Regions from separate parts of the Homo sapiens genome. Here region 1 is linked to region 2. Evidence: read pairs that join two places in POLR2A ChIA-PET (ENCODE). Cell type or tissue: GM12878. All regions are shown on one strand. Links, peaks and the distances in the headings refer to the core of each region. The heading gives the core; the rest is flanking DNA. Region 1 has its middle 7.6 kb from the start of GNA12. Region 2 overlaps AMZ1 (archaelysin family metallopeptidase 1).

The links. ChIA-PET counts read pairs that join two places held together with the same protein. Peaks named below come from ENCODE experiments on the same cell type or tissue, not always from the same donor. Only the 100,000 strongest peaks of a DNase experiment are listed, where the experiment ranks them.
Region 1: POLR2A ChIA-PET joins it to region 2 with 5 read pairs; 4 of 35 experiments call an interaction of 5 or more read pairs at or near these places.

The regions. Positions count from the first base shown.
Region 1 is chr7:2,850,433-2,853,347 of GRCh38, forward strand. No RefSeq gene overlaps it. Among named protein-coding and RNA genes, the nearest start is that of GNA12, 7.6 kb to the left of the region's middle. RefSeq lists a silencer at 1,207-1,326. In GM12878, for the core only: no CTCF peak of the experiment used is centred there; a DNase peak (open chromatin) is centred at 1,219; H3K27ac peaks cover 392 bases.
Region 2 is chr7:2,697,450-2,700,364 of GRCh38, forward strand. AMZ1 (archaelysin family metallopeptidase 1) reads left to right here. Exons shown (of 7, transcript NM_001384743.1): 2 at 2,785-2,915. Among named protein-coding and RNA genes, the nearest start is that of AMZ1, 11 kb to the left of the region's middle. RefSeq lists an enhancer at 1,933-2,012. In GM12878, for the core only: no CTCF peak of the experiment used is centred there; a DNase peak (open chromatin) is centred at 1,642; H3K4me3 peaks cover 495 bases; H3K27ac peaks cover 340 bases.

The DNA.
Region 1 (2,915 bases), core at 88-2,587, 150 kb after region 2:
CACCATCATCACCACCATCACTATCACCAATACCAACACCATCATCACGACCATCACTATCAGCATCATCACCATCACCATCATCACCACCACCATCACCACCATCACTATCATCATCACTATAATCACCACCATCACTATCACCATCACATCATAACCACCACCACCACCACCATCACTATCACTATCACCCTATCACCACCATCATTATCACCATCACCATCACCATCACCATCATTATCACCATCACCATCATCACCATCACTATCACCATCACCACCACCATCAACATCACCACCATCACTATCACCACCATCACTATCATCACCACCATCACCATCATCATATCACCACCATCACTATCAGCATCACTATCACCATCTTCATCATCACCACCATCACTATCACCATGGTTCCACCTTAGAAGAATTGTCAATGGCATAAAAAGACATTGTATTTGGCTGGGGACAGTGGCTCATGCCTGTAATCCCAGCATTTTGGGAGGCTGAGGCAGGTGAATCACCTGAGGTCAGGAGTTCAAGACCAGCCAGGTCAACATGGTGAAACCTTCTCTCTACTAAAAATACAAAAATTAGCCGGGTGTGGTGGTGCACGCCTGTAATCACTGCTACTCATGAGGCTGAGGCAGGAGAATTGCTTGAACCCAGGAGATGGAGGTTGCAGTGAGCCAAGATCATGCCACTGCACTCCAACCTGGGTGACACAGTGAGAATCTGTCTCAAAAAAAAAAAAAAGAAAAAAAAGAAAAGAAAAAGAAAGAAAAGAAAAGACATTGTACAACAACAGCAAATCATAATTTTAAAAAATTAATGGAAGAGGGAATGGTAAACATTGATAACAAAACAAGAGACCTAGAAGATTAAAAAAAAAAAAAATCTCAAAACCCAGAGAACAAGTATAAAGAGATGGGAATTATAAGAGGAAGGGCAGGACAGTTAGAGGAGAGATCCAGGAGTTCTAATATGTGAACTGTGAGTTCCAAGAGGAAGGGGAAAGAGATGGAGAGGAGGAAATATTTAAAGAAATAATAGATTCCCTTTTCTGACAGTATAGTGAGCAAAACACTCAGATCAACCCTCCTGCAGCAACAATTTAAAATGCTGTACAAACCACACAGAAGGTTTTTTTTTTTGTTTTTTTTTTTAAGTGTTACTGAGCTGAGTAAGAAAGCCTCAGAGGCTAAAATCAAAGTGAAAGCAGAAATTCAGAGTTAAACTGACACACTGTGAGGCCTCTAGCTGCCTCAGGGGCATCTGCAGAACCCTTGTAAATCTGACCTTCTGGCCGGCACAGTGGCTCACACCTGTAATCCCAGCATTTTGGGAGGTTGAGGTGGGTGGATACCTGAGGTCAGAAGTTCGAGACCAGCCTGACCAATATAGTGAAACCCTCTCTAATAAAAATACAAAAATTAGCCAGGTGTGGTGGCACATGCCTGTAATCCCAGCTACTCAGGAGGCTGAGGCAGGAGAATCACTTGAACCTGGGAGGCAGATATTGCAGTGAGCCGAGATCGCACCGCTGCACTCCAGCCTGGGTAGCAAAGTGAGACTCCATCTCAAAAAATAAACAAAAAATAAAAATAAACAAAGACCAGCTATATGCTTATAAGAGACACACCACACTTTGGGAGGATGAGGTGGGCGGATCACAAGGTCACGAGATAGAGACCATCCTGGCCAACATGGTGAAACCCCATCTCTACTAAAAATATTTTTAAAAAATGAGCTGGGCGTGGTGGTGCGTGCCTGTAATCCCAGCTACTCAAGAGGCTGAGGCAGGAGAATAGCCTGAACCAGGGAGTTGGAGGTTGCAGTGAGCCGAGATTGTGCCACTGCACTCCAGCCTGGTGACACAGTGGGACTCTGTCTAAAAAAAATAATAATAATAAAATAAATAAATAAAATAAATAAAAAAAGAGACACACCCATTAAGGACCCAGAAAAGATCAAAGATCAAAGTAAAAGAATGGAGAAAGATTTACCACGCAAGTATTAACCATAATAAGTATAGCATATCAATATTAATAGAAGGCAAAATAGATTTTAAGCCTAAAAGAATTAGAATTACTAGTGATAGAGAGGGTCATATATGCAATAAAAGCAAGGTATAACCATTCTAAACTTGTATGCACCTAATAATATAGCCTCAAATATTTAAGGCCAGGCTGGCTGCAGTGGCTTATGCCTATAATCCTAGCATTTTGGGAGGCCAAGGCAGGAAGATTGCTTGAGTTCAGGAGTTCCAGACCAGCCCAGGTAATATAGTGACACCCTGTCTCTACAAAAATTTAAAAAATTAGCCAAGCATAGTGGTACATGGCTATTTCCCAGTTACTTGGGTGGCTGAAGGGGCATGATCACTTGAACTGGAGAGGCTGAGGCTGCAGTGAGCCATGATTGTGCTGCTGCGCTCCAGTATGGGAGACAGAGCAAGACCCTGTCTGAAAAAAAAAAAAAAAAAATAAAGGCTCAAAACTAAGAGAACATAAAGGAGAAACTGAGGAATCCATCCTCACTGCTGGGTGTGAGTGTGGGTTAAGTATATCTCTTCTAGTAATTAATAGTTCAAACAGCTGAAAAATACAATTGTAGCAGTCTAATATATGAGTAGTCTCCAAATGAACCACTTCTCCAGGTATCCATTCCCTTGTGTAACCCCTCCACTTAAATCTGGATTGGGCTGGAACTTATTTTGACAAATAGAATGTGGCAGACGCAATATTCTACCAGTTCCAAGTCTAAGCCTTAAGAAAGCCTGATAGCTTTGTTTTTGTGTTTCTGGAGCCCTGTGAGTCATGTAGGAAGTCCAGCTACTCTTTTGGAGAGACCCATGGGAGAGGTAAAGGGCCTGAGAGTACGTGGGGAGGAAGAGAGTCCTACTCATCCCAAGGT
Region 2 (2,915 bases), core at 243-2,742:
GTCTCACTCCCTCCTCCAGGCTGGAGTGCAGTGGCACGATCATGGCTCACTGCAGCCTTGACTTTCTGGGCTCAGGTGATCCTTCCACGTCAGCCTCCTGAGTTGCTGGGACTACAGGTGCGCGTCACCATGCCCGGCTAATTTTTTGTGTTTTTAGTAGAGATGAGATTTTGCCATGTTGCCTGGGCTGGTCTTGAACTCCTGTGCTCAAGTGATCCACCCGCCTCAGCCTCCTGAAGTGCTGGGATTACAGGTGTGAGCCACCACACTCAGCCAAAAACAGCATTTTTGTAGAATGTTTAAGAATTTGGAAAATGCTCAAGATTTATGAAGCAAAAAGATACAGGATTATATATGCAGTTGGATCTTAAATTTGTAAAATATATTTGGAGAAAGAAGTTATAGAAAGCTCCAGGCTGGCAGTGATCTCAGTGGAAATTCAGTACCAGCCCCTCCCCTACTCTAAGCCAGTACGTTCCTCTGGAAAAAAAATATATTTGTGTATATTTGTGTGCACACATGTATATACAGCTGTGTCACATTTTCCCCAAAAGAAAATATATAAATTACATATATCAAATTTATTTATGTATTCACATATACATAGGAATATGAGCACATATACATGTATTTTCCAGATGAATGTGTGACACTGGAGTTAGTGGGCCAGGCGTGGTACGTATGCCCATGTTGCCACTACTCAGGAGGCTACTGTGAGCCATGATTGTGCCACTATACTCTAGCCTGGGCACAGAGCTAGAACCATTCTGTTAAAAAAAACAAAACAAAAAACAAGCAAAAAAACCAAACAGGCGTGGTGGCTCATGCCTGTAATCCCAGCACTTTGGGAGGCAGAGGCAGTCGGATCACTTGAGGTCAGGAGTTTGAGACCAGCCTGGCCAACATGGTGAAACCCTGTTTCTACTAAGAACACAAAAATTAGCCTAGCATGGTCGGGGGCACCTGTAATCCCAGCCACTTGGGAGGCTGGGGCAGCAGAATTGCTTGAACCCGGGAGGTGGAGGTTGCAGTGAGCCCAGATCACGACACTGCATTCTAGCCTGGGCGACACAGCAAGACTCCATCTAAAAAAACAAAAAGAAGTTGGGGCTCGGGGGGTCTGTGTGCAGTGGCTGACGCACTTTGGGAGGTTGAGGAGAGAGGATTGCTTGAGCCCAGGAGTTTGAGACCAGCCTGGGCAACATAGTGAGACCCCCGTCTCTACAAAAAATACAAAAATTAGCAGGACATTGTACACACTTTGTATTCCCAGCTACTTGGGAGGCTGAAGCAGGAGGATCGCTTGAGCTCAGGAGTTGGAGGCTGCAGTGAGCTATGATTGCACCACTGCACTCCAGCCTGGACGAAACAGCGAGACCCTATCTCTAAAAAAGAAATCAGGGTTAGTTAGAGAATAGGGCTGTTCATTCTCCCTGCAAAAACATAGCTGTTTCTGGTTTTCCGGCTAGGACTGGCAGGTCTTGCAACTTGACGGTCGCAGACAAGTGGGTTTTGCGTGTCTAGCTCAGCTTTCTACAGGAAGCTTGTCCGAGGGCTGCTGATTCATAAGGGTCTATTCACACGTCCTTAGCTGCACCTGCCTTGCTATATTATTTGTGCATCCCCCTTCTGTGGTTTCTGGTTCGTTTCTAGCCTCTCCCCACAACCACCCCTTTGCTTTTATCTGTTCTGCGAGGCTTCCCCTGCCCAGCCCACTCTCCATCCGCCCTGGCAGGTCTCACAGTCTCTGAACAGAGACATAAATGTAGCCCGGAACCAAGTGTGCGGTGACGACTCTCAGGCGTGTTCCTAAGTGTGGGGTTGCCTAGCTGCTGCTGCTCCGGTCAGAGCATCTGTTTTGCAGGGCGGCTTTGTCACGGTTCTGCCAGCTCCACACCCCCCACCGTCTCCTCCCTACCTGGTCCGTCCTGGGTGTTGAAATCCGCTGTTGCTTCTCCACTTCTCCCTGTTTCTAGCTGGTGGGGTTTGGCACAAACGCCTGCCCTGACTGCTTCATCTGGATCTCGGGCCCTCACGTGTGTCCTGGGGACGTCTGCGTGCTGTTGGGGCTGCGTACCCCCGCCCCCCCCCAAACATATGCTTGCTGGGCGCACAGGGACCTGCTAGGAAAGCTTGTAATTGGGATGAAGAGCTGCCGTGATGGGAGTTCTTGGGTGTTGGGGGGTCCCTAGGTGATAGGGGCTCTGGGTGAGGAGGAATCCCAGATGATGGGGGCTCTGGGTAAGGAGGAACCCCAGGCGATGGGGGGACCCAGGTGAGGATGCACACTTTGTGATCATGCCGTGGAGAGGAGCATTTGGTTTCCACCTGGAGGGGCCCTTCTAGCTCTGCAGGGAGGGGAGGAGGTCTCTCTTCCCTCCAAGGCCTCTAGACAGAGTTGGCTGGTAAGAGGGAATGGAAGAATGGCCTTGGGGGCCCTTGCCCTTCTGTGGGGGCCCATGGACACATGTCCCTGCCCCTGCCGAGTGGGAGGTACTTCCCCATACCCAGTTCTGGATGAGGGAAGCTTCTGGAAGAGACTGTGACCGTCCCCTGGGTGGCCCATGGGACCCAACCTGCTAGAGAAGATGAAGTGGTTGAATGTGTCCTTCCAACCTCGCTGGGTGGCAGTGCTGTGTCCTGGAGGGGCCAGGGCTCCCTCTGACACCCTCGTCCTCTGCAGAGCTTCTCCCCAGGCCTGGGCAGGAGCGGCCCATCCCTTGCCTGGGACATCGGGCCCTGTGTGCTCGGCAGTGAGGGGACCCCTGTTCGTGTCATCCACAGGGTGCTGTGGGCCCAGAAGCGCCCATGCCTGAGAGCGTCCAGGACCAGGCAGAGCTGGGCCTTAAGGGCCCTTGGACCAGTGTCTGTCTGCAGGGAGCCCCCGGTAGCCACTCGGATCAGCCCGAGGGAAG